Regions from separate parts of the Mus musculus genome. Here all the other regions are linked to region 1. The links are chromatin loops, found by intact Hi-C in ENCODE. Cell type or tissue: heart. All regions are shown on one strand.

Region 1 (4,000 bases):
ACACACACATACACACACACATATACACACATACACACACACATACATACATACACACACATACTCCCACACACACACACACACATACCCACACACACACACACATACCCCCCCACATACACACATACCCCCCACACACACACTCAAAATAACATAAAAGGCAGAAAAGATATGTGTGTGCACATGTTGTAATTAACACCGATGATAGTGTATCTTTGAGAGTCCATGAAATCAGCCACTAGAGATGTGTCAACCGAGAGCACAGAAATTAAAGTTCCTGTTTGTTACTAGTGAACAGTAACAAGGCTGGCTGGAGTCTTTCCATCTTCTGCTTGCAAATTAGGAAATATGAAAACATCTTTTTAACTCTTGTTTAATTGTGTTTAGCCCATTGAATATGTTGGTGCAACTTTTGTACCTTCACAATATGTGTGTATTTTACATATATATGTAAAATATGTATCTATATATAATATGAATGTACATATTATATATAAAAAACATACTTATTTTATGCATATATGCTATTTTTAGGTTTTGGTTGTTTAAAAGTTATATGTGTGTGTATATATATATATATATATGTATACACATATAGGTATATATGTATTCAGGTGTATATGTATAAATGTATATGTTCAGATGTGTCTAGAGACAAGCTCACAAGAAGCCCAGGTTGACCTCGAACTCACTGAGTGGTAGAGGCTAGCTTTGAACTCTTAATCGTCCAACCTAATCCTCTGTCTCTCAGTGCTATGATCGCAGATGTGTGTGTACCATTATTCCTGCTTCTATTTATGTGTTTTTACCTACAACCTTGTATTGCCATGGAAGTATGCTAAACCCTTTCTGGGCTCCAATACAAGGAAGAGAGGGGTAAACCAGCCATATCACCATCAACTGTAAGATGTATGTGACTCCGGCCAGAAAACCCATTTATCAATATACACACAAACTGCCAAGACTTTGAAGAACTTTCAACCTAAGTTTCCTTTGTACCAAAATAAGAATTACATGTTGAAAAAGTGTGTGTCCTCAAAGTGTCTTTGCCTCCTGCTCAGAGTCGTCTCCTGGTCTTGCAAGTCTCATTGGGATGCCTGGTAAACACACTTCACCTTTCTTTCTTCAGTCTCAGGGTAGAAAGGGTCCCTTTAACTCCTGGAGACAGTAAATCACAGCCTGTGTGGTGGTTCTCAGAAGACACTTAAAGGGCCGAATTGGACGCTCTGCATAGCACCCTTGCCAAAAGAGTTCGGAAATGACTTCCAGGTTCCCACAGTAATAAAATGGCACTGTTTGGCATCTTTAAGGTAATAAAACCGATTTTTCCCCCCATTCTAGTAAATGAGAAGAGAGGCCTGGTTGTTTGAAAAACTGATTTAAATTCATGTGTTTGCCTCAAATTATAAGGCGTGATATGAAAACACTTAGGTGAACTTCAGACCACCTCAGAAGGTCATTATCCTCAGCCCTCTAGAGAAAGGGGGTGGGGTGGGGGTAAGCTGGAAGGGTGGCCAGGTGCTGTCGCTCTGCGGCCACGGTCAATAGGTGGCGCTCTTCCCACTGAGTCAGGTTGACCTAAGGCTGAGGCTGCTCCTTGGAGAGTATTATTTTGCTAGAAGGAAATGCTGTGGAAGTCCCCCTCCTGTCTCTGGCACTGTTTAATAGCTCTTGAGTCTAATCGCAGACTCCAGATTTGCTGTGTGATGGAAAGGCTCTAGGAAACAGGTCCTGTCTTTAAGACGAGGTCTCAAGCAGAGAAGTGCCGTCATTTGTATACAAGACTTGAAAATTACATGACACACGCTCCCCATTGTTTCAAAAGGGTTTGACTCATAGGGTCTAGAAGGAAGTTTGATCATCTTCACTTCCCATATAGCTAATCGCAGGCCACCTGCAACCCTGAGATTTCTTCTGGCCTACACATTTCCAACTAAAAATAAACAATTCATAAAGGAGGGGACCCAGAAGCTAGTCAGCCAAGCACCAAAAACTAGAGCTTTCTGCTTTGTTCAACTGTACTAGAAGTGGGAGCTTAAACGGTTTTAACCAGAAAAGACAAGATTAATATGCTATGTATAGAGTCCAACTCACATTTGTCTCTTTTATATGCTGCAATTAGAAGGATGTTACAAAGAAATTACTAGTATCACAGAAGAATTCGCAATGACTCGCTGATTTCAACTACTACAAAATACCTTCAACTCATCACATTCTTAACTGAGAGTCACCAGTGCCCTTCTTTGTACAAGACAATCTCTTTGTTAGAATCCTGCACCAGTAGCCTCACAGTTAGAGGGTAGTCATTTTAGTAGACAAAACTATCACAGATCCTAAAAGGATAATTACATAAAGAAACAGGATGTCGACACACCCTGCTTAACAATGGTGAGGAAGGGATGACCCCCCTCCACCCCCCACCCCTGACAAAAGATACTCTAAGAAGAAGCAGAAAGGAGCAGAGCAGATCATAACTTGGTCTGTAAACACTTACTGCTTGTTTATTAAGCCTATGACAGCTTGGTTCAACAAAGAGGGTATTAGATGGAGATGCTAATGACTTTGCTCACAAATACTTCCAGAGTGTGTGACCCAAATCAGAATCTCAGGAACTGAGTGGAAAACCATCTGTGATAAAAATCAGAAGTGATTCCTTCTGCCTTGGTCTTGGAATGTCTGCAGAGACTGCCTTCCCTCAGCTAACCCTTGAACACTGCCTTCAAGGACTCCATTAGCTGTCTAACTATGTTGCCTTCACTGAGACTCAAGCAAGGGTTCTTAAAATCCAAAGTGGAGTTCCCGATCCGTCTAGATTCCCGTTTTCTAGCCCTTTGGCATGTCTGCCATCCCCTCCTCTCAGGATTTTAAGCTATGAGCTTTTCCAAGAGACCTTATCTTATTTAGCTATGCACAGAATAAAGTCATCAATAACTATATGCGGAATGATGAAATGAATGAATAATGTAAACATTAGCAGCTTGCTTTTTTTTTTTGCTAAAATAAAACAGAAGTAATCTTACTTTCAGCAAGTATCTACCGATGAGAGCCTACCTACGTGTTCTGAACTTTCGAGGGTAATAAGTTCATCCCTGAAGATAAGCACTGCGTAGAGCTTACACTGAAAAACATTCTGGTTAAAAATAAAAGGAAAAGAGAAAATGAATTAGTGGCTGGCAAGTCATCTGTGCTCCCTCTTTAAAGAGTTTATGGTTTTACCAAGTTTTGTCCCTCACTGGATCCTGTAGCTGGCTTTAAAGTATCTATTTATCTTCTCGTGATATAAATATTATTGAATATATGACATACATGAAATAGTCAATTTCCTTTGTGTATTCCTAGTTGTGGCTGGCTAATTATGGCCCTCTGATGAGGAAAGAAGGAAACAATGCATGTTTTGCATCCAAATAGTATCCCTCAGAGCCTTGTAACCAAGACAAATGAACTTATTCATCAATGTTGAGCATCTTGGTTGAGTGCCTGGCCCGTACAAACTAATTCACAAAGTGCAGGAGCACAACAGGCAAGTGATCACACTTTTCTTCTTCACCCCACGCTTTCAGGGAGCGCCCCCTGATGTTTTACTATCACAGGCGGGGCTTCTAAATTAATATGTAGGTTAGAGAGTTCCTGAGAGGGAGCCTTGACAGTTGTCCGCACTTCCACAGCATCTGCAAGCAGTGTGGTAAAACTGGTTCTGTGAGCAACTGCACTGGAACAGGCTCCCTAGATCTGGCCTGGATCCCAGGAATGTGCACATTTCCAAGTTCCTCAGGTAACTCTCAGGCAAGTTGTCCCTGGAAGCTGCTGGAAGAGCCACAGCCTTAAGAGTTAAGGAGTTTCTCTTTCTACACCAAGCTGTCTTCTAGGAACAACAAACATCTTCCTTAACCACATTGCTCATCTCCTGTAAGGTACAATTTACATGTTTCTAAACTACACTTTATAATAGCGACCAGGTTGATCGTGATCTGTGAATAGGGTGACATTTAAGGATCCTTTT
Region 2 (4,000 bases), 160 kb after region 1:
ACCACCCAGGATCTGCCTCCTGACCCTTCTCTACCCACTATTTTAAACAAAGCATTTTAGGGAGATAAATTCTTCCTTTTTTTCTTTTCTTTTTCTTTATTTCATTTTGTTTTGTTTTTCAGGGCAGAGTTTCTCTGAGTAGCTCTCTGTAGTTCTCGGTGTCCTGGAACTCCCTCTGTAGGTCAGGATATCCTTGAACTCATAGATCTGACTGCCTCTGCCTCCCTTGTACTGGGATTAAAGGTGTGTGCAACCACCACTTGGCTAGGGAGATAAATTTCTCTCACCCAAGCAGACATGGAGCTTGGTGACAAATCTTCAACTATAGCATGTGAGAGGTAGAAGCAAGATGATAATCAGGAAGGTAAAGTCAGCCTCAGCTTCACAGGGGTTGGGAGGTGAGGGTCTGGGTGTGTCTGGGGCTAGTGCCAACGGAGATTCCATGAGTCCTCCTCAAGACAACCTAAAGCTTATTACTTCTCTGCATGTCTGTGGAAGGATTTCTTTCTAGACAAGATTTGAATCACACAACGTTTTTCTGCACATTCAACACCTTCAGGTTTGGGTTTGCAGTATTGTAGGATGGTGTCTCAGTCAGGGTTTCTATTCCTGCACAAACATCATGACCAAGAAGCAAGCTGGGGAGGAAAGGGTTTATTCGGCTTACACTTCCACACTGCTGTTCATCACCAAAGGAAGTCAGGACTGGAACTCAAGCAGGTCAGGAAGCAGGAGCTGATGCAGACAGAGGCCATGGAGGGATGTTACTTTCTGGCTGGGCTTCCCATGGCTTGCTCAGCTTGTTCTCTTATAGAATCCAAGACTGTCAGTCCAGGGATGGCACCACCCACAATGGGCCCTGAATCACTAAATGAGAAAATGCCTTACAGCTAGATCTCATGGAGGCATTTCCTCAAGGGAGGCTCCTTTTTCTGGGATAACTCCAGCTTGTGGCAAGTTGACACCCAGAACCAGCCAGTACAGATGGGTTCTCTATAGTGCATCCCTAAAGAAACCCAGATAGTAGTTTTAAAATTTTTAAAGATGACTATCATAGCCTGACTGTCCATGTGCCTAGTCGGTGGGTCTCTGGAGCCTGGATTCTGCGCACAGTCAGACCAGAAGGAGACTGGGCTGATAGGAGGGGGAAGCTCATGAGAGTCTTGAAACTGTAACTCTTGAGTTGAAGAATGTGACTTAAGTCCCTGGAACAAACAGGCGGAGATTTCAGCATGTGGGCACAGTACATCTAAAGCTGGGAGATGACCCTGAAGAGCAGAGAACTTGTACAGTCAGGAGCATGGAGGACTTGAGGAAGTAACCGTCAGTATTTTATTCCTTCAGACAGCTTATCAATGGATACACGGCTTGGTGTGTTAAACCTAAGGTGAAATCTAAGAAAAAGGACACTGTTGCAGGAAGAGGGTGGCACCAAGGCAGAGAAACAAAGGGCCCTGGAGATAATATCTCCCAAGATAATTATTTCAAAGATGTAAGGAATTTGTGAATATTTTTATATACATATTTTGTTGTAAGTTTTTAATAATAAATGTGGGGGTGTCTATAACTGAATTAGTAAAAAGCCATTACCCCTGAAGAGTCCACCCCCTAATTCCCAGCATCAGATAATACCATAAACCTTCCATTATTCATTTACTTAAAAAAAAGAAGCAAGTTACTGCCCAGTAGAGATCAAACTGGGACCTACAAGATAATGTTTTTTAAATTACAAATACTTTTAAAAGATGTCTGTGGGAAGCTCTACAGGATTAGGCAGGAAACCACCTAACACACACTGAATGGTGGCAGGAAGGGGTGACGCTGGCGTATGAAAATGAAAATTGCATAATCCACAGAAGGAAGGCAAATCACGGATTGGTTACTGACCGGAAGCAGCACCTGCTTGGTGGAAATTAAAACCGTGTATTAGGCGGTCCTGACTTAATTGCCATATGGGGTGAAGCCCAGTCTCTCATGTAAAAGGGTCCCAAATTATAATTGGGCATCATGGATTAAAATTCAATACCTGAAAATTTCCCCAGAAATGAATAGGCGCCCGGGACAGACTGCCGAGCCCAGTACAATACGCTTCCCGCAGCTGACACCGGAGCTACTTTATTTGGCACCCAGTGAAGTTCCCAAGTGCTCTTTAGGGGCATTCAGCTGCCGAGGGCTTTATTTTTTCATTCATGCCGTATTATGCTGCCAGTAGCAGATCCAAACAAGTCCCTGAATCAGCTCTGTGGATGAAATTTTCTCAGGCCGAGCTGTGGAGAGGCAACCAGACTTTGGAGTGATCGTGGGACCTCTCCGGCACCAGGGACACCTCGAATAGCAACAGCTTTCTAAAATGTCATTCAACAGGAAATTTGGGGGACGGCAGGATGAAAATGAACACTGAAGCACTCCCAAAGCCTATGCCATTCAGCCAGGGGTAAACAAGTTTTAGTGAGAATTAGCTATTTTCCTCGTCCGCAACTTCCAGAATCTATTGCACAAATAAGGCTTGCGGTCTCTTGGCACACACCTACTGCTGCTAAGTCCAGGCATGCACGCCACTCACTGTGTTATCTTTAGCTCTCTTTAGGTGTTTCGGTTTTTATGCAGGTAGACGCATAAATATCTCTGGTTTTATGGGCACTCATGCCCAGCGCATTCTCCGCACCAGAATGTTTTCTTCTTTCTGTCAATTCTATTAAGAATTTCTAATTATAAAATCATTTCGCATCCTCCCCCATGCAGGTATAGAAGCTACAGGAGCTGTAGTCACTCAAGCAGGGTCACGACCCTGTCTGAGGATATACACACGGAAGTAAAGTCTTCTCCCAAACCGAACAGGCTTTTTAAAAATGTGATCCCCCCCCCCCCCGCATATTTTTTATTTAATTTTCTGGAGAGGTTAAAAGGTCATGGGTTTTATTGTCGTTTTGCTTTTGTTTTAGGACAACTTTTGCGTGTCTCTGTGGCAGAAATAGTCTACTGATTATTTCATATAAATCACTGTTCACAGCAGGACAGAACAGGGTTGCTGTGAAGCAGGAGTTACGTTACATTTCCATTAAAATCAGGAGCAGTGGCTAATTATTTCAGTTCAAGCTAGATTTGATCTAAACAGGAAGTATATTTGGCACTTACCCTAGAAACCTAAGGCTTTTCTTCTTCTTCTTGTAAAGGCAGAGACTAGAAGGAAAAAAAAAATACAAGTTTTTTTTTCCTGTTCCTATTTTTGGGAGAAATAGGTGTAGCTACAGTAGGATCCCTAATAGAAGTACAGAAATATAAAATAATTATCCGACGAAGTTCTGGTTTAGTGTTGATGATCAAATTTTACAGCACAAAATGAGTTAATTTACCCCAATAAATCTGCACAGCCCTTTCCATGCATCTCTCAACTGATTTTTCTTCTTCATTATTGAAATATTGAAGTTTATTAAACGGAGAGGTGTGGCATCCCATGCCTCCAGGGTCAGCACATATCTGTCTTACTTCTGCTTTTAGGTGCTTTGTAAGTATCTGCTCTTAGTCACACCAGCACCCAAAACCCAGGGCATCTCAGCATTAACTAAGCGTACCTGCTGGGGGAATTTTATTACGATGTCTCCTAGCTCTGGTCCATTTACTTAGAAGGTGGAAACAGAGGATTGCTTGGTGTTCAAGGCCATGCTGGGTCACATAGTGAGTTCAAGGTTAGCATAGACCACGTGAGGCATTTTATCAAACACACACACACCCTTTATTTTAAACCAACTTGGTCTCAATGTCAAGGTATTTAGGAGACCACGTTGCTGAGGAACAGTGTTCCACTCACAACACAGACAAGGTGGGACGAGCAAAATCACATGAAAGCACTATAAATCCGAGGATCCACGTATCTTTCCCAGAGCTTTCTAGAGAGCTGATGTGGTGTGTCTGACCAGGGGACTCCCAGGCATTTATATCCACCAGTCTTAACACACCAACCTTCCCAACCTGCCTCCTTGCCTTCTTTTTTTCCTTTCTT
Region 3 (4,000 bases), 160 kb after region 1:
ATCACTGGAATTGTCATATTCCAAACCTCCTTCACTAGTTACTAAAGTCGCTCTTGTCTATGCTTTAATAAGTTTGTGTTGAATAGCAGAATGAGGTTATCGCATTGTTAATGAAACAATTTTACCATAAATTATTTAGGGACTACAGTAGGCGTCCTTCCATTCGATGCTGCTGTGGCCTAGCTTGTGGCCTTCCAAGCCTTATCTTTTATACTATTCTGAGCGCATCATGGAGGCGATGCATTCTCTCCGCAGGGGAAGGCAGGCGGTGACGCCTTCTACAAGGACAAGAATGATCTTCTGAACCCTTTCCAGCAGGAATTCAAACCAACAGGAGTAACCAACAGTCAACAAGCCCTACCTGTTTTTATGATGGAAACCAAACAGAATTGTAGCGTACAAAGAGGGAATAGTCACGTAACTAACCAGAATGATACAGTTCTTTATTTTCCTATTGCACATTTACGTAGTTTTCCCCCTTGTAACACATGCATAATTTGAATTTTAAATATGATTTACATATGAAACTTGAAGAGACCTGTAGAGGATGCTGTCTAGCTCTTTCTCGTTAAAGCCATGTCTTTTCCTTTTGAGGCCAAATGTACTTTCTTCAATACTTAGCTTAAGATGGCATGTAGGCTGATGAGGGAACCAAATGACTGCCTAACGTCAGTGAGTATCTGCCCACGAAGGCTCCTTTCATAATAGGAAGAGTTCCTTCCCATCAAGGAGTCTGGCAGTTTCTTCAGTGCTATAGCCACTGCTAGCATACCAAGGTTCTTATAAACAAACCCCCACCCACATTAATGAGAACCATTGGGACACACACACACACATACACACGCACACACACACACTAGCCATGAGACTAGAAAGAGAGCTAACAGGAGAAGTAAAGGAATCAGCTAGGTAAGGAGAGGAGCAAGCATGGGTAACAGGAGGTGATTTTGATCAAAATGCCTCATATACGTGTATGAAAATGTCACAATGAAACTTTTATTACGCATAACTACTCTTTGATGATAAAAAATAAGAAAGAAATTGAGGAAAGGAGTCTGGAATACTCAAATTCTGTCAAGAAAAAAAAAACTTGCAGAGCTTCCTGTACCCATGGTTTAAAAATCTAAAGCCATTTTAAAAAAAAGCAATATTTCTATCTCAAAGAATGCCAACTGCACTGTGTCCTGGTCTTTGCTTACACAATGCTTTCCTTCTTCCTTGTCGTTCACTTGGGTCCGTTGTAGTCACAGATCATTGGGTGGCAAAACCAGGACGTTCTGCAGAAACAAGCCTGACCCTGGCATTTGTCATTTATTGCACACGGATAGCTTGCATTTTGAACCTGTGGTGAGAAGTAGTTTCCAGTTTAGTCCTAGTGACTGGCACTCAGTCTTCAGAAAGGCCCACTCCCATCCTAACAGGCACCTGCAGACAGACAGTTTACCTGACAGCATTAAATCAGAACTAAGTACAGGAAAACATTTGACTATATAAACAAACAAACAAACAAACAAACAGTCTAAATTAGTCTCTGCCCTCCAGGTTCCTATATAAAGTACAAACAGAACATGAACTGTACTTCGTGTCCACAGAGAGACGGCTTTTTTTTCTCTTCTGAAGAGTATTCAAAAATATGTTATTTTAAACATTAACCCATAAGTAAAATACAATACTTGCCAAAATTATTTTTCCCACATTCGGAGCCTGGATATACCATTCTGGACTCTGATGTTCTCCTGAGATGCAATTTAAGAGCCTAGGAAAGACATTCTCCGTGAAATACGTGGAGTTCTTTTTTTTTTTTTTTTTTTTTTTTAATTTGTGTTTCTATGTGGCCAAATCACTCCGTTGTTACAAATGCTGTGTGTAACATGACCAGATTGTCTGGGAGTCCATTATTATTACTATTTTTTAAACAGAGGATACTGCACGGTTAAGCATCGAAAGCATGATAAGTGTTCAAACTGCTTAAAATATTTTGTAACCATAAATTATTATCCAAAAATATTTTTCAAGTAGATAAAAAGAGTTGTCAATTCTGCCTAGTGAATACCTCATAAGGGGCTCGTTTGTGGTTGAAAACTGAATAAAAGCAGTAAATTAAGACCAGACTTAAGCAGAGAGAAGCTGTAATCCGCTGCAGACTCCCTCGCTGAATGAAGTATTGTTGCGTGGATTTCCCCTCTTTGCTTGTACAGTTAACCGGTCACATCTGCGGCCGAAATGCTGTCTCTGCTGCCTGGCAGAGTAGGCTCTTGAAGCCGGAGGATGGAAGCCAATGCTGATTTGTGATCGCGGTGATAAGTGTAGAACTATCCCACAGGGCTGCCGCTGAAAGGGCAGAGGGCCTCATGCATCTGAACTATAGTTCTGGGGAGGGAGGACCACCAGGCAGGGGGTGAGGTCTTAGGAGACTGTCAGTAACACTCTGGGTGTCCCTTATCTCATGGTGACACAGACCAAACGACCAAGAGAGGCGAGGGGCTGAAGATCCATCAGGAAACCTCTGGGTTTGTGTCTGTGTTGGGAGCCGAGAGCCGGCTGAAATATGGTGACTGTCAAAGGCTCATGGCTCACTATAAATATTCAATGTCAGGAATTTAAATCGTTTACAGACATCGAAGCCCTGGATGATTATTTTATCCAGAGCTGTTGATTTTCTTCTGTTTGTCAGCAGCCAACCAAATTAATGAATAAGACTCCGGAAGTCTTGTTAATAAACTCCTTTAGTCTAAGGTCTGGCTGTTTTTCTCTGTGGTAACATGTCAATAAAATAACCGATTTGCCATTTTGTAAATTAAATTGTAGAAGGCAAACAAGATATATTGCTATTTTTTTTTTCTTTTGGAGTTGATTTTTTTCCCCAAAAGGATGTTAATTTTGGTTTTTTTTCCTCGGAGCTTTTAGCTGCCCTGCCCTTATGATTTAGAAAATATTATCACATTAGAGTCCAAAAAAAAAAAAAAACTTCTGTGGAAGTTATTTAAAAAATACTTTGTTTTCATTATTTAAAAGAATTCTCAGATACTTTTGTAATTCATTCCAGTAGACATATTTTATAAGTGAAAAAGGAGAGGGATTGTTGTTTAAAGCAATGGGACTTAACATTTTAAGCCCATTACCTTTGAACCAACACGTCCACTCATCTATCATCATCTATCATCTATCATCATCTATCATCTATCCATCTATCTGTCTGTCTATCTATCTACTATTTATCTAGCTATTTGTCTATCTATTATCATCCAGCTACCTCTTTTAGGCTTAGATTTTGCAAGAAAAAATTTTTATTCTTGAACATAGGTGGATATCTGTGCCTTGAGTTTACAACCCCGTATGTGTGAAGTGTGGACTCTTAGCATGTTACTGGGTTTGCAGGTAAAATTATTTTTCATGGGATTTTTCAAAAATAGAATTTCACTTTTCTCTGAGTGAAAATATTTAGGCTAATGAACTTTCTGTTAGATTCCTCAAGTCTACGGAAATATAAACTAGGTTACCTGCCAACGAAAAGAGCAATGGGATGTGGGGAAACACAGTTCTTACAAATGCATAGCTTCTAAATATGTGCTAGATTGATTTGATTCCTGAATAAAGCTTGCTTTTACCACCTCCATTTAATTAAGAATAACCAAGACACACACACACACACACACACACACACACACACACACACGTATGTGTATATGTATATGTATATGTATATGTATATGTATATGTATATGTATATGTATATGTATATGTATATGTATATGTATATGCATATGTATATGTATATGTATATGTATATGTATATGTATATGTATATGTATATGTATATGTATATAATATCACAAAACCTCTTCCTTTTATACAGATGATGAGTCTCCAGGTTAAGTGGGTAGAGGTTCACCTCAGATTATCTACAAACACTGAGTAGGTTCCCGAATGTGACAACGCTACTTTCTCAATTAAATGCAACTTTAAAGGCACACCCTATCCACCCATTATCACACATACC
Region 4 (4,000 bases), 360 kb after region 1:
CCTTCTGTTTGCTTTGAATGAAACCACCATGAGTGGTTAGATGTTGATTTAACATAAAACAAATGGAAATGGGTGTTTCTTTGTCCTTTGTAGAATCTATTAAAAACAAAAACAATTAGCGAGTATGATGGGGAAGTCAATGATTTCGCCATTACTTAAATAATACTCTAAATTGAGTAGTTGCGCGCACTGGGTTGGAAGAAGGCTCCAGGTTTCTGGTGCTGCTCACATCTGTAGACGCTAACACCTCACTCACGGTTCTCTACTACCATCACACCTGTGTTGCTATAGATTGTGTTTTGAATAGTCGTGAAATATCAGGTACATTATGTTTTCTGGATGCTAGTAGGCTCTGTGGAGTGTATCCCATTACTGTTCCCTTCTAATGTCAGGGCTCTGGCTAACAGTTTCATCTTGAACATTTCAATTGACTTGATCGTTCTTGACAATTCTTTCGTATGGTATATGAAGAAGAAAGATTGAAATTCCTAAATATTTAAGACATCTTAAAGTAGATACATTGCTAGGTGTGTGTGTGTATGTGTGTGTGTAGATACATTGCTAGGTGTGTGTGTGTGTTAGCAAGTTAACATTCTTAGGGTGAAAACATTTTGAACCTTTGAGCTATAGAAAATACACACCCTATTGAATCAAGATTGGAAATTCTTATGGGTCATTTTATAGTCCCTAGAGTGTTAACTCACTTTTGGCAAGTTTTCCTGCTTTTAAGTGTGTGTGTGTGTGTGTGTGTGTGTGTGTGTGTGTGTGTGTGTGTGTGATGTTGTCTCCTTAGAAACATAGTGGAGAGTGACTCACTTTATGTCTTGGGCATCAAAGAGTATCAGACCTATGAAATGTAGACAGTGGTTTCTTTGAGAGATTCTTTCTGAGAGAATTAAATAAACGAGCCAACATATGGCCAGCTTAATTCAGGCAAAAATGTCTATTGATTACTCTCTAAGCTCACTAAATAAAAACTTCAGGCTAAGTTTTGCTTCCCCAAAGAAAATAGGATTAGACGGGTCTGTGCACTCACTGGGGCTTCCTGTGAATCAGGCCAGATGAATGAAAACCTTCAAAGCTGAACAAAAGAACTGGCTAAATTTTTTTGGCAAATGCAAATTATTAGTAGTTTGACATACTGTGTTTTACACTCACAAATAAAACATTATTTTAAAAAGAGGAGAATGTGATATTAACGCTCTTTGATGTCTGAAAAGCATTTGTCTGCCTTCTTTTCAGCTACTTTAAGTAGGCTGACTTAACTTTCCTAGGTGGACCAGTGCCTTGTATAGCTTTTGACTAGTAGAAAATCAAAGCACACTGTAATGTTTTGCACGAGCTCTGCAAAGGTGTGTATTTCCCAGGCTATTTTAACTCTGCATGGATGGTATTTGAACTGATGTATCTAAGAAACTCCAAGTGAAGAGTGTCTTTCCTTTAAGACACAGAGACTCTTGGATGGGGACCCCCCAACAGAACCCTTCATCCAGTAGAGGAAACGGGGTCACAGGAGAATCTCTTTCTAATCTGAGATGCTAATGTGTCAGTGATTTGGATATATGCACATTTAACTTCGGGGGTTTCTCCAGTCAAGAACGCATTTGACCAGTATTTGAATGATTTTAGTGCTGCAAACATTTGGCTTTGTGACAAAATGCAAATGCTAATTGATATTCAGAATCTTCGAGTCTTCGGAGCAATCTCCTGTTGACATTTTAATAACATTGTTTGGAATGATTTCCGAAGTGTGGTGACTGCAGCTTATCCGCAGTAAAAAAAAGTACATATTGTTTCTGAAAGCAAACAAGCTCAAGTTTCACCCACTTCTCCATAGGTCTCAAACCTGGGAGAATTAGCCTCTCGAAGACAAATGGCTGCATTCATTAGCTCACTCGGTAGTTCAGGAACACATTGAGAAACTGCATTCTGCTCAGAAATCTTATAATTAAAAAAAATTACAAATTTTATTTATTTATTTATTTGCCTCCTGGACAGCAGATGTTTACCTAGTTTTTAAACGTTTATTTATTTATTTATTTTCTCCTGGCATAATACTGTTGTAGTCTGGTCCTTTCAGCTTGTTTCTGTCGTTTGCTGACACTGTCAGCAGTGAGGGGCAGAGACAGGTTTCGAGAGGACGTGAGAGGTTTCAATATAAGGAAAAGAGGGAAGCAGACCTAAGCGGACGGTGACTGTTCTAGTAAGCAAAGCCTTGCAGTCTCCTTTCCCCTTTCCTTCCGTTGCATATCCTGGTGAGTTTAATCAAAAACAAACAGAACGCTCTTGTGAAATATAGTCAATAAAGTCAAAGTTTAGCTAGCTCTATGTAACTACAAAGAAAAACTCATCGCAATTAAAAAAAAAAATGTAACTTTCGTTAACGAGCGCGCCGGAAATCTCAGGTATCAAAGACGCCTTAGCCCTGGAGCGTCCCCTGCGCGCCGCCGCCGGACGGAGGCAGCCGCGGCGAACAGACCTCCTTTCTCCTGCGAGCAGTCACACAAAAGGAGGGCTGCGGAAACTAAAAGTTTCGGGGCCTCCGGCTCGGGGCACGCGGAGCAGAGAAAACCTGGAGACGGGGTGGGTAAAACAAGCATCCAGAGCGCCTGGGCGCAGTCCTAGCTAGGAGGGAGCTCCTGGGCCTGGAGGGGAAGAGGGACAGGGAGCGGGGTCTCAAGCTGCAGGCCCCAAGCCCGGCCCCCGGTGGCCGGAACGCGATCTCTCCCGGATCCCCTCCTGCACCGGGATCCCAAAATAAAAGCGATGTTTGGAAAGTGCGTGTGTGCGCCCGGGCTGCAGAGCGTGCAGCGGGCGCGCAGTGAGTGGAGTTCGGGGGAGGGGAGGGGGCGGGGTGCAGAGGGTGAATGCTGGATAAGGAACCCCCGGACCTGGCTGGGGGTGTTTGGGGAAGGTACGCCAGACGACTGCTAGGGGGAGGAGAGGGGAGGGGCGCGAGCCTGCGCGGGCGCCTCTGGGGCGCGTTCCGCGGCCGTGCGCGCGTCCCCCGCCGCCACCGCCACCGCCACCAGCGCCTCCCGGAAAGCCCTGCGGCCGCCCCACCGGGCCGAGCCCCGGCCGGCCAGTTTTGGGGCGGCTGCTCGGCCGTCGCCACCGCCACCCGAAAGGCTAGATCGCTTGTAAGTGTGTCCCCTTTGCTCCTCCTCCTCCTGCTCCTTCCCTGCGCTCGGGCGCCCCGCTGCCGCAGCTGCTCCAATGGAGTGGAAAATGGCCATTGGGCGCAATGAGTTCTAGATTATCTGCTCCGCGTTTTGTACTCAGCTGCCTCTCTTCTTTGGAGTTTGCACAAGCCTCTTGGCTGGCAAACGAGGGAGGGAGAGACGGATGCTGCGCCGCGGTCCGCGCTCATATGTTTATATGATTAGCAGTCCTGGGCTGAGGGGGCTGGGGGTGGGGACTGACGACGACGAGGAGGAGGAGGAGGCAGGAGGTGACTCCAGTTCAGCCCTAGCTGAGTCCGTGTCAGGACTTCGGGCTCCCCGCCTCTCGCTCCCTGCTCTCCCTGCTCTTCTCTAGCTCTCACTCTCTCCCGGCTCACACACGCTCACACACACTCGCACTCACAGGCACACACACTTGCACACACACACACACACACGCGCGCGCGCACCCGCACGCAGAGGTGCCCGAGCGCCATCGGGAGCTTACCGGAGGATTCTTAGCGATTGTTGAGGGGACCGGCCTCCCTCCGCGGCTGTGCAGCGGCGCTGCTCCTCCTCGCTCCTCCCGTCGCTCTCCCCGAACCCGAGTTCCTCACCTCCTGCATCCGCCGGGCGCCCCCTCTCCCGCCCCCCAGCCCGGGAGACCCGACATGTGAGGAAGGGCTGGCGGCAGAGTCGTGCCCCAGGCCGCAGGGGCGGCGCGTGCGCCGGATGCAGGTCCTGCCGCCGCTGCCCGCGCGCACCGGGCTCCTCCGGACTGACTGACGGACTTGGCCTCGCTCCCCGGCGGCCGTACTCCCGCCGCGGCTAGGGGACTC
Region 5 (4,000 bases), 130 kb after region 1:
CATGAAAATGTTAGAACCTGACTTTATACTCTGGAAGCCAGGAAAGATCAGACAGGATGAAACATGTTTTTAACCTGGCACTCCTTTGGCCAGATTGGAGGTGGAGTCAGAAGTCCCAGAAGAGACCCATTCTCCCACAAGGTGAAAATAGAAAACCAATACCCAAGGTGGTCTTTGATCTCCACATGTGCACTGTGGCACATAATTGCTCACACAGACACCTACATACACATGCACACACAAGTACACACACATGAAGAAAAATAAAGGAAGAGGCTCTCCTAGGTGCCCTTAGAATCTAAATATGCTCTCGCAGTCAGTGGGATTGAAAAATACTTTCCAAGAGCTCATTCAACCGGAAGCATGGGTCTTTATGTTACAAGATAAATAAAATTATTCTGATTGGAAAAATATATTCACTAGTTGTCACGGTTCTTATTTTGGCTAATAAATATATGTTTGGATTCAACAACAACAACAACAAACCATGGAAAACATGCTAGAATTGACAAGCAATAAATCAGGAAACCCTTGGATTGTCTCGTGCCATTCCCACCAGCTCGAATGCTAAAAGAACGTAACGCCATCTGCAGCTGTTCTCTGATTTCGTCCTTCCTTCTTCTCTACCTGAAATACAATTTTCAGCCAAGTTACCAAGCCCTGCCAATTCTATCCCGCTATTAAACTTCCCTATTAGTTCTTGCCCATCTTCCCCACGAGGAAGGGCATGCACGGGGAGACAGCAGCTAATAATCCTGGGTTGGAGGCCAAGCTCTTTAGTAGGTGGCCTTTGATGCAATTACACTTTCTGTGGGAAGTAATCCGGAGCCAGTGCGTTTTAAAAAGCAAGATCAGAGTTGTCAGAAAGAAGTTTCCTGATGGTTCTGTGTTACCACAGGACTCTTGCTTCTAACTTAGTATCAACTCTTTATCCTTCCCTCTTCCTGTCAGCCGGCCTCCAAAGCTAACAGTCCTTGTTTGACACCGGATGTCATGGCTAGGGTAAATAATAATATGCTAAGATATAGTAATGAGGAATTAGAACCCTGAAACTTGGGTCCTTTTTACCTGACTAGGCCTTCTTCACCACCCTACTGTCTTCTGGTGCAGTGGAAAGGGTATTTCAAATTGTTGATTCAGTCACATGTGGTAATCTAAGCCATGTCTTTATGTAATTTAGTTTCTGTTTCGGTGAGTCAGAAACATTTGTCAGATTCCCATCTCCTTCACCTGGACTTATGTGAAGAAGTAAGGCCTGTCACTCTCAGACAGGGTGGGGCCCTGTAGCCCACACAGGTGTCCTCCAAGGCCATCCTTTCCCCAGGCCCTCCTCCTGGACAGCTCAGAGTGACTCTCCTGAACAGCCAAGGGTATCCTTTCCCCGATGCCTCTTCCTGCATGGCTTAGAGCGACTGCCCTGAACATTCTGGAAGCTGACTTTGGTGACATTGCTTGTGTTTATTCACTGGACCATGACAGTGTTCCACGCATCTTCCCTCTGCCGTCTCCTCCCTCCCTACTTTTGCTGACTCTTAGGTATTCCTTAACACAGGACTAACTACAATTCCCGCCTTCAGCTTTGTCTGCAGTGGCCTGCTTCCTTCCCCTTAGACGACCTTCTGGGCTAAAGTTGACAAAGTGCGTCCTTTCCCAGCAGACTGGGAATTTCTGAGGAGTGACCATACAGACCTCTGCAGAGCTGGGGGCTGGAGAGCCATATGCAGATGTTTCTGCTCTTTAAGAAGTTGGCAGAATTAGACTGTGACTGGGTGATTCCCAGGGGGCCTCCCAGGAAGGGCAAAGTGCTGTTTGCTTCCACAAGCCCTTCTAGAACTTCTCCCTACCCATTTCTCCCTGGACCCCCCTCCACAGGAAGTCACAGAGAGAAGGAAAACAGTGGCTATCCTCTCAGCTGTTAAAGACAACTAAGGGACTAGGAATGTCTCACCTTCTTTCTAATCCACTCTCCTTTCCACTTTAGGATGCTTAGTCTGGCCTGCTTCTCAATAGTTAAGGGAATAAAAGACTTTAGAAAATCCCTTTCTTTCTTACCAGCCAAATTTCCTGACTATTGTCTTGGAAAAAGAGTCACAAAGTGCCAGCCTTTGAGATTCAAAATACTCAGCAAGTTTCGCTTCTTCTTCCCAGATCTACTTCCTCCAGGAGCTGAGGTTTGCGAAGCCGGGATGGAATGGACCGGGTAAAAGTCAGGAGTTTAGGCCACTGCTTCAAACTGCTCAGATCATCTCACAGTAACCATTAATCAGCGAATTCAACTACGGCAGGTCTCTGCCATCTTATTTTACTTTCTTATTTTTTAAAATCACAATCCTATAATGGAAGTATTCAACACGGGAAAGAGAACCTAGGAATGCTTTGAGGAATTGGTAAGGCTTTATCCCAGCCACTCTAGAATATTCTTTGTCAGATTGGCCACAGTCCCGAGCCACGTGCATCCGAGGAAAGCCTTTCAGGGAACAAAACAAAGCTCATTTCCTCCAGTTCCCTGCTCCTCCTTTTCTTCCCTGCTCATTTTAACCCTCTTTGTAGTCAACTGAATTGGCTTCAGGAAACACCGAATGGTTGTGATTGGCATTTTAAAAATGCTGCTCCGCCCCCACCTTCCCTATCACAGAATTCAAATTGAAATTGCACCAAATTCTTTCACCAGTTGGAAATCCGGCTGAGGTGCCTTTTTGCGAGCCAGCTGTAATTGGGAGAGCTTGCTTTGGTAAGTCCTGGAGCAAGCTAAGTAGTGAGTAAGACATCAATTTAATGCTGCTAAGTAGTTTTAAAGCTACTTAGCATGAGGAAATCCTACAGTTGCAGAAGCATCGACTGCTTCGAAGATTTGCTGCTTGTAAGCAGTTTTAAAGTCTTCCTACCTTTAGCTTTTCAGAAAGTACCTGTAGGCTTTTGTACCTTTCGTTTTGAGCTGTAGGGCTTTCTAGTTCTCGGTCTTTGTTTTGCCTAAGATTTAGTAAATATGTGGTACTGGCTTCTTGGAACCTTTTCTCTAAAATCCCCCAAATAATTACAGAAGAGACAAGAGACTCATGGCTTGTTAGAGGACCACAGAGTCCCTGGAAGTCCACTCTGCCCTGTGACATAAGCGAAGTAAGAGCATGGCTTCTAAAGTCAATTAATTCGTTTGGGATGACCAAGTGACATCTCAGGAAGTAGAAGGTTCAAAAAGTGTTCGTGGATTACCAGTTTATAAACCTAGTAAAACAAACAAACAAACAAAAAATTGGAACAACCTAAAAGCAACAATGTTTCTGCTCTGCTCTTGTGGACTGGATGGTAATAATAGTTTAGACGGGGAAACAAGTCGACCAAGAATCCTTAGCCTTCTGCCAAGTTTACTTTGTTTGCTGGTCCTTGACAAACCATGTCCCTGCTCTCTGAGACAAGCAAAGGGACCAGGGTGTGGTCACAAAATGGGTTAGAATGAGCACGGAGATATTTTTGATGTGTTGGAAGACCTGATGCATCAGTTACTGGCGTGGTAGGAGGGGTGGAGCTCTCAGGCAGTCATTTGTAGCATACACAGTAATTAGACAAGGCAGACACTTCTGAGAACAAGACAAAGAAGGTAAAAGCAAGAATGCCAGGTTAGGCTTGGTGAGCCCAGAGTTCTGGTTGTGCAGTCTCAGGAAAGTAGAAGAATTCTTTGGCACTGGCAGGCTTCCAGTTGGTCACCTGCCAATGTCTCCTATGGCTTATCATCTGGGATGGGGCTTAAAAGGTACTTGCTTTGTCATTTCTTTCCCCAACTTGCACAAGGGATGGAAACAACCACCTTAGAGCCATTTCTTCCACAATATCATTAGATCAGTACTCTTTGGAGTGAGCTGCCAGTGAGCAGTTCTCCAGGTAAAAGAACATAGTCATCAATAATTTCAGCGTAAGGGGAGGTGTGTGTGTGTGTGTGTGTGTGTGTGTCAGTATGTAAACAGGATTGTGGGAGGAGAGATCCATATAACCTGCAGAGGGCGCT
Region 6 (4,000 bases), 230 kb after region 1:
TGTGTGTGTGTGTGTGTGTGTGTGTGTGTGTATGAACACATCTGCACATACATGCATACAAGCATATAAATAAAATACAAGCATGCAAATAAAGCTAAACTACATTTTTTAAGCAATTTGAGTTTCCCTTCTATTTGAATGCAAACTTTAGAATGCCATGAGAGTCTGCCTCATTTAAACATGAAAGCGTCTAAACCATCATAATCAAATTAGTCATAATGAATACTAGTCCAGGGTTCACTCCAACAAGACAGCATGATGGGGCATTCCCTCAGAACTCTGACTTATCGCAGGATGACAGCCCGAACTTGCTATTCCATGCAGTTTCCCCAGGCTGGTGCCAGGACACATTCTGGGGAAAAGCGATAACTGTGCACTTTACATCTTCATGTGTTGCAACCAATAAATCTTAGTCCTTCCCCGAGCACAGCCTTGCTTTGGGGTAAAATTGCAACCACTGATCTGCAGTTCAGCTTTGACTTAACTTTATGCCTTCTCCCTTTTCATGTAACTTCCTCCTGTTCCAGTGTGGGTCAGTGGGTGGCTGGATGCAAAGAAACCGAAAGGGAGGTGTGATTGGATAAGATACTACTTAGGGATTTCTGCTTTTAAATACAGCCTGAAAGACAGGGATTGCAGAACAAATGCTTGTTCTACCCCATGAGCTGTGATGAGATCGGAACCAAGGAACTTCTAATTGAACACTGAACTTAGAATCACCTCTACATCAGGGAAAAGAGGACCATGCAAATTTGAAGTATTAGAGACAGATACCCAAGGAGACAACACCTTTACACTATGGATCCAGAAAATGAAAGACAGACAAGGGTCACAGATGAAAGTCAAATAGGACTCCAAGCCCAAGGCCTTCAAGTTCTGCTGCCTGTCTCAATCTCAGCTCCAGCTCCTCCTTGCACATTGAGAGGACATGGCCGAACCCAATGCTGTCTAAATCCTTTGTGTTTACTGCAGCAAGACAGAGAAAAGATTCACCTTTCTCCGAGAATACTGGACTCAAGACCATGTCCAGATTTTGTGGATAATTATACCATGTCCAGAGGTCCTGGATAATTATAGTTAAAATGTGGTGTACCAACAACGGATTGCACTTGACAGAGATAGGGGACAAAAGAATTAATGACAAAAAAATGAAATTTCTCATCCTGCTTGAAGGAGAGACTGGCCATGGTAATGTAGGAGATGGAGGTGGGGGCTGCAAACCTCCCAGGACACAGCTCCCATTGAGACACTTCTATAATCCTAAATTTTCATTCTATCCATCCCATTACTAAATGGGTAGTACCAAGAAGCAGATATTCCTAGGCACCACTGCTTGAAAGTCTTTGGGGGGAAAAAAAACAAACTTTACAACAGCAAGTTTGACTAGGGATGAATAGCAATTGGAAAGAGTATTTGCCTAGGATACCAGAAGCCCTCCAGGGTTGACCTCCCAGCATAAACCAGGCATGGTGGCGCATGCCTGTAGTCAAAACTCTGGCGGGTTGATCAGCAGTTAAAGGTTGGCTACGTATAGAGTCGGAGGTCAGCCTAAGCTACATGAGACCCTGTCTCAAGATGAAAACAAAGCCATAATTCTGTTAGGAATGCAAGCAGGCTTCACCAAAGAAGCCATCCCCACACTCCCTGGACTATTGACTCTCCCTGCTGGATCGTCCCTTGGACCACACAGGGTCTGGGCCACATGGCAGGGTTTGTCCAGACCAGACTCCAACTCTGGCATCAGCCCCATTTTTATCAACAACGGGAAACTAGTGAGCCAACCTAAGCTGCAGAACTCAGGAAGTTTGTCTTGGACCGGCCTCTCGTTCCACAGACCCCTCCCCCTCTTCTGGAATGTTCTCCTTTGCCTAGGGCTCTGAGATCTCCATGGGCCAATTCAAAGGCATTTAAGGTACATTCCACCTGCCTGGGTCTCTCTCATTCAGAAACCACTTTGTCTCAAAGTGAACTAAGGAATTCCTTTCCAGCTTCTCACTGTGAAGATCTCTGGTTAGATAGAATTTGCAGCTGAGTGAGTCACCCAGAAACAGGATCACCTTGCTTCTCTTACCCCCCAAGGGTTTACATTTCGAGAGATCTGCTAACTTATCCTGCAGGAAATCTCTTAGTGTGTGCAAAGTTATTTTTGGTCTAGAGACCTTAGCCTTCCCTGGGCACTCCTTATTCCCCACACTAGCCCCAACTAAGTGTTTCATTTCCATTTTTTTTTTTTTTTTGGTCTTTAGACTTATCTTGTTAACTTACTGCATAATAAACTGGAAGGATTTTTTCCCTCATTTTTCAAGAGTTCTATTTTTAAAACCCGTTAACTCTTTCTGAGCTGGGACACGTAAGTTGTGTATTATTTACTCCTTGCCGCAGCCCTCCAGGGAGGTTTATCAAGAGCTCCGTTTTACAGAAAACAGACTCAGAAGCATTAAGTCACTTAGCCTGAGGTCGTGATAAGGAGCTCTGAGTCAAACCCACGTCAAAACGCAGAGCCTCTTTCTCAACCAAGAGTGACATAATAGAAAAGCACCTGGTTGGAAAAGCCAGGTGTTGGCTGAGAAACCGAGAGAAGGCAGCATGATGTAGGGCTAAGGTGACAGTGAGCAGTGGTTACTTCCGGGATTACAGGCGTGTGCCTCCATCACACCCAGTCGATCGAGGTATTATGGATGGAATCCACATCTGCCTTCCCAATGCTGGGCAAGCATCCTACCAACTGAACTACATCCCAGCCCCCATTTAAAAGTTATGTCACATCTGTATGGTTGCCCCTGGTGATGAGAATATAGTGTGCACCCTTTACGAGGATACACAAACCACTTCTCTCAAAGTATAACATGTACATATGAATTCTACAAAAGAACAGGGTTTACCATATTCTCTCTCCTCTCTGGTCCCTCTTTTCCTCTCCCCCTCCACCACGCCCCCTTGCTCCCCTCCCTCTTCTGGTTCTTTACTCAAGCTCTTACAAATACTTATTAATAAGCTTAGAGCACAAAGATGGCACGGTGGAGATAGGCTTTGTTCATTGATAACCTGAACGAGCTAAGTAGAAATAAGCCTAAAGTGTCTAAAATGCTTTCCAACTTCTCAACGCTCAACAGGCTCAACAGTTGTACTCCTTCCCCTGTTCCGAATCCGGTTGAGCACCAGTTAGATCCGCTAATGCCGTCTTAATCCCTCCTTATCATCTGGGCCATTTCCCGGGTATTTGTCCAGTTCCCCGCCCCCACCTCTGCATTCTATTTTCAGGTTCCCCCTCCCATCTCCTACCTGGCGTGTGTCCCAAGAAGTGCTTCAGTTGCAAAGCAGAAAACACTGACAGTGCACGATTTAAATGAGCGGGGTGTGCCCCGCCACATTTTCATTAAAATTACAGAAAAATCCAAGCTGTGTGGAGTGTAAGGGAGATCAGAATAGAGTCCAAAGTGCTACCAGTACATTTTCTAGTCTTTTTTTTTTTAGCTCAATAAAGCAGCTGTCCTATATTTGCTAAATAGCTTGGAAATTGTTGATCGTGGAGAGCAAAGATGTGCACTGTGGATTCCCCCCCCCCCTCTTCATATCATTTTAGAGTTCATTACTACCTACAAGAAAGAAGGAAAAGAAAATCAAACCATTACAGCTCCAATCATCTCCATTAGAATCTGCATAGCAAATCAAGAATCTGTTGCAAATGGCTCCAAGACCAAAGATGCATCACATAGCTTTGCGAAACAGATTCATACATTCCTACCCACAGACCAAGTGGGACCCTTGCATAGAGCAGTATTTTCATAAGCGAGATTCACTGCAAACATATACAAAATAATGCAATAAAGATGTTATTCTGTGGAGAGAAAAAAAAAAAGAGAAAAGATCTAAAGCAAACATGCAGCATTAAGAATGCCAGGACAATACTGGTTTTCCGAGGACGCAGTTGGCCTCCCTTGAGAGTCCAGTTGGAACAGGAGAATCCTTACATATGAGCATGTGTCACTGTGTTTTGGCA

What was found. Hi-C counts contacts between places; a loop is a spot of excess contacts. Peaks named below come from ENCODE experiments on the same cell type or tissue, not always from the same donor. Only the 100,000 strongest peaks of a DNase experiment are listed, where the experiment ranks them.
Region 2: it touches region 1 in a loop (2.5-fold over the local background); 3 of 42 quality-filtered maps call a loop at or near these places.
Region 3: it touches region 1 in a loop (2.1-fold over the local background); 2 of 42 quality-filtered maps call a loop at or near these places.
Region 4: it touches region 1 in a loop (8-fold over the local background); 11 of 42 quality-filtered maps call a loop at or near these places.
Region 5: it touches region 1 in a loop (2.3-fold over the local background); 2 of 42 quality-filtered maps call a loop at or near these places.
Region 6: a loop joins it to region 1, with 2.8 times the contacts of the local background. A loop is called at or near these places in 2 of 42 quality-filtered maps.

What each region holds. Positions count from the first base shown.
Region 1 is chr3:149,347,152-149,351,151 of GRCm38, reverse strand. The region is part of intron 1 of Gm30382 (a long non-coding RNA gene); the gene reads left to right. Among named protein-coding and RNA genes, the nearest start is that of Gm26468, 8.1 kb to the right of the region's middle. In heart, a CTCF peak has its summit at 1,550 (motif pointing right); a DNase peak (open chromatin) is centred at 1,641.
Region 2 is chr3:149,189,236-149,193,235 of GRCm38, reverse strand. All of the region lies in intron 2 of Gm30382 (a long non-coding RNA gene), which reads left to right. Among named protein-coding and RNA genes, the nearest start is that of Gm52619, 15 kb to the right of the region's middle. In heart, no CTCF peak of the experiment used is centred here; DNase peaks (open chromatin) are centred at 1,845 and 2,185.
Region 3 is chr3:149,182,645-149,186,644 of GRCm38, reverse strand. All of the region lies in intron 2 of Gm30382 (a long non-coding RNA gene), which reads left to right. Among named protein-coding and RNA genes, the nearest start is that of Gm52619, 8.6 kb to the right of the region's middle. In heart, no CTCF peak of the experiment used is centred here; no DNase peak of the experiment used is centred here; H3K4me3 peaks cover 644 bases; H3K27ac peaks cover 558 bases.
Region 4 is chr3:148,989,023-148,993,022 of GRCm38, reverse strand. It overlaps a transcript of Adgrl2 not described here. Among named protein-coding and RNA genes, the nearest start is that of Gm30827, 7.9 kb to the left of the region's middle. In heart, a CTCF peak has its summit at 2,445; DNase peaks (open chromatin) are centred at 2,522, 2,752 and 3,432; H3K4me3 peaks cover 2,494 bases; H3K27ac peaks cover 2,174 bases.
Region 5 is chr3:149,218,099-149,222,098 of GRCm38, reverse strand. All of the region lies in intron 2 of Gm30382 (a long non-coding RNA gene), which reads left to right. Among named protein-coding and RNA genes, the nearest start is that of Gm52619, 44 kb to the right of the region's middle. In heart, no CTCF peak of the experiment used is centred here; DNase peaks (open chromatin) are centred at 1,768, 2,168 and 2,458; H3K27ac peaks cover 962 bases.
Region 6 is chr3:149,115,349-149,119,348 of GRCm38, reverse strand. No RefSeq gene overlaps it. Among named protein-coding and RNA genes, the nearest start is that of Gm30575, 39 kb to the right of the region's middle. In heart, no CTCF peak of the experiment used is centred here; a DNase peak (open chromatin) is centred at 1,718.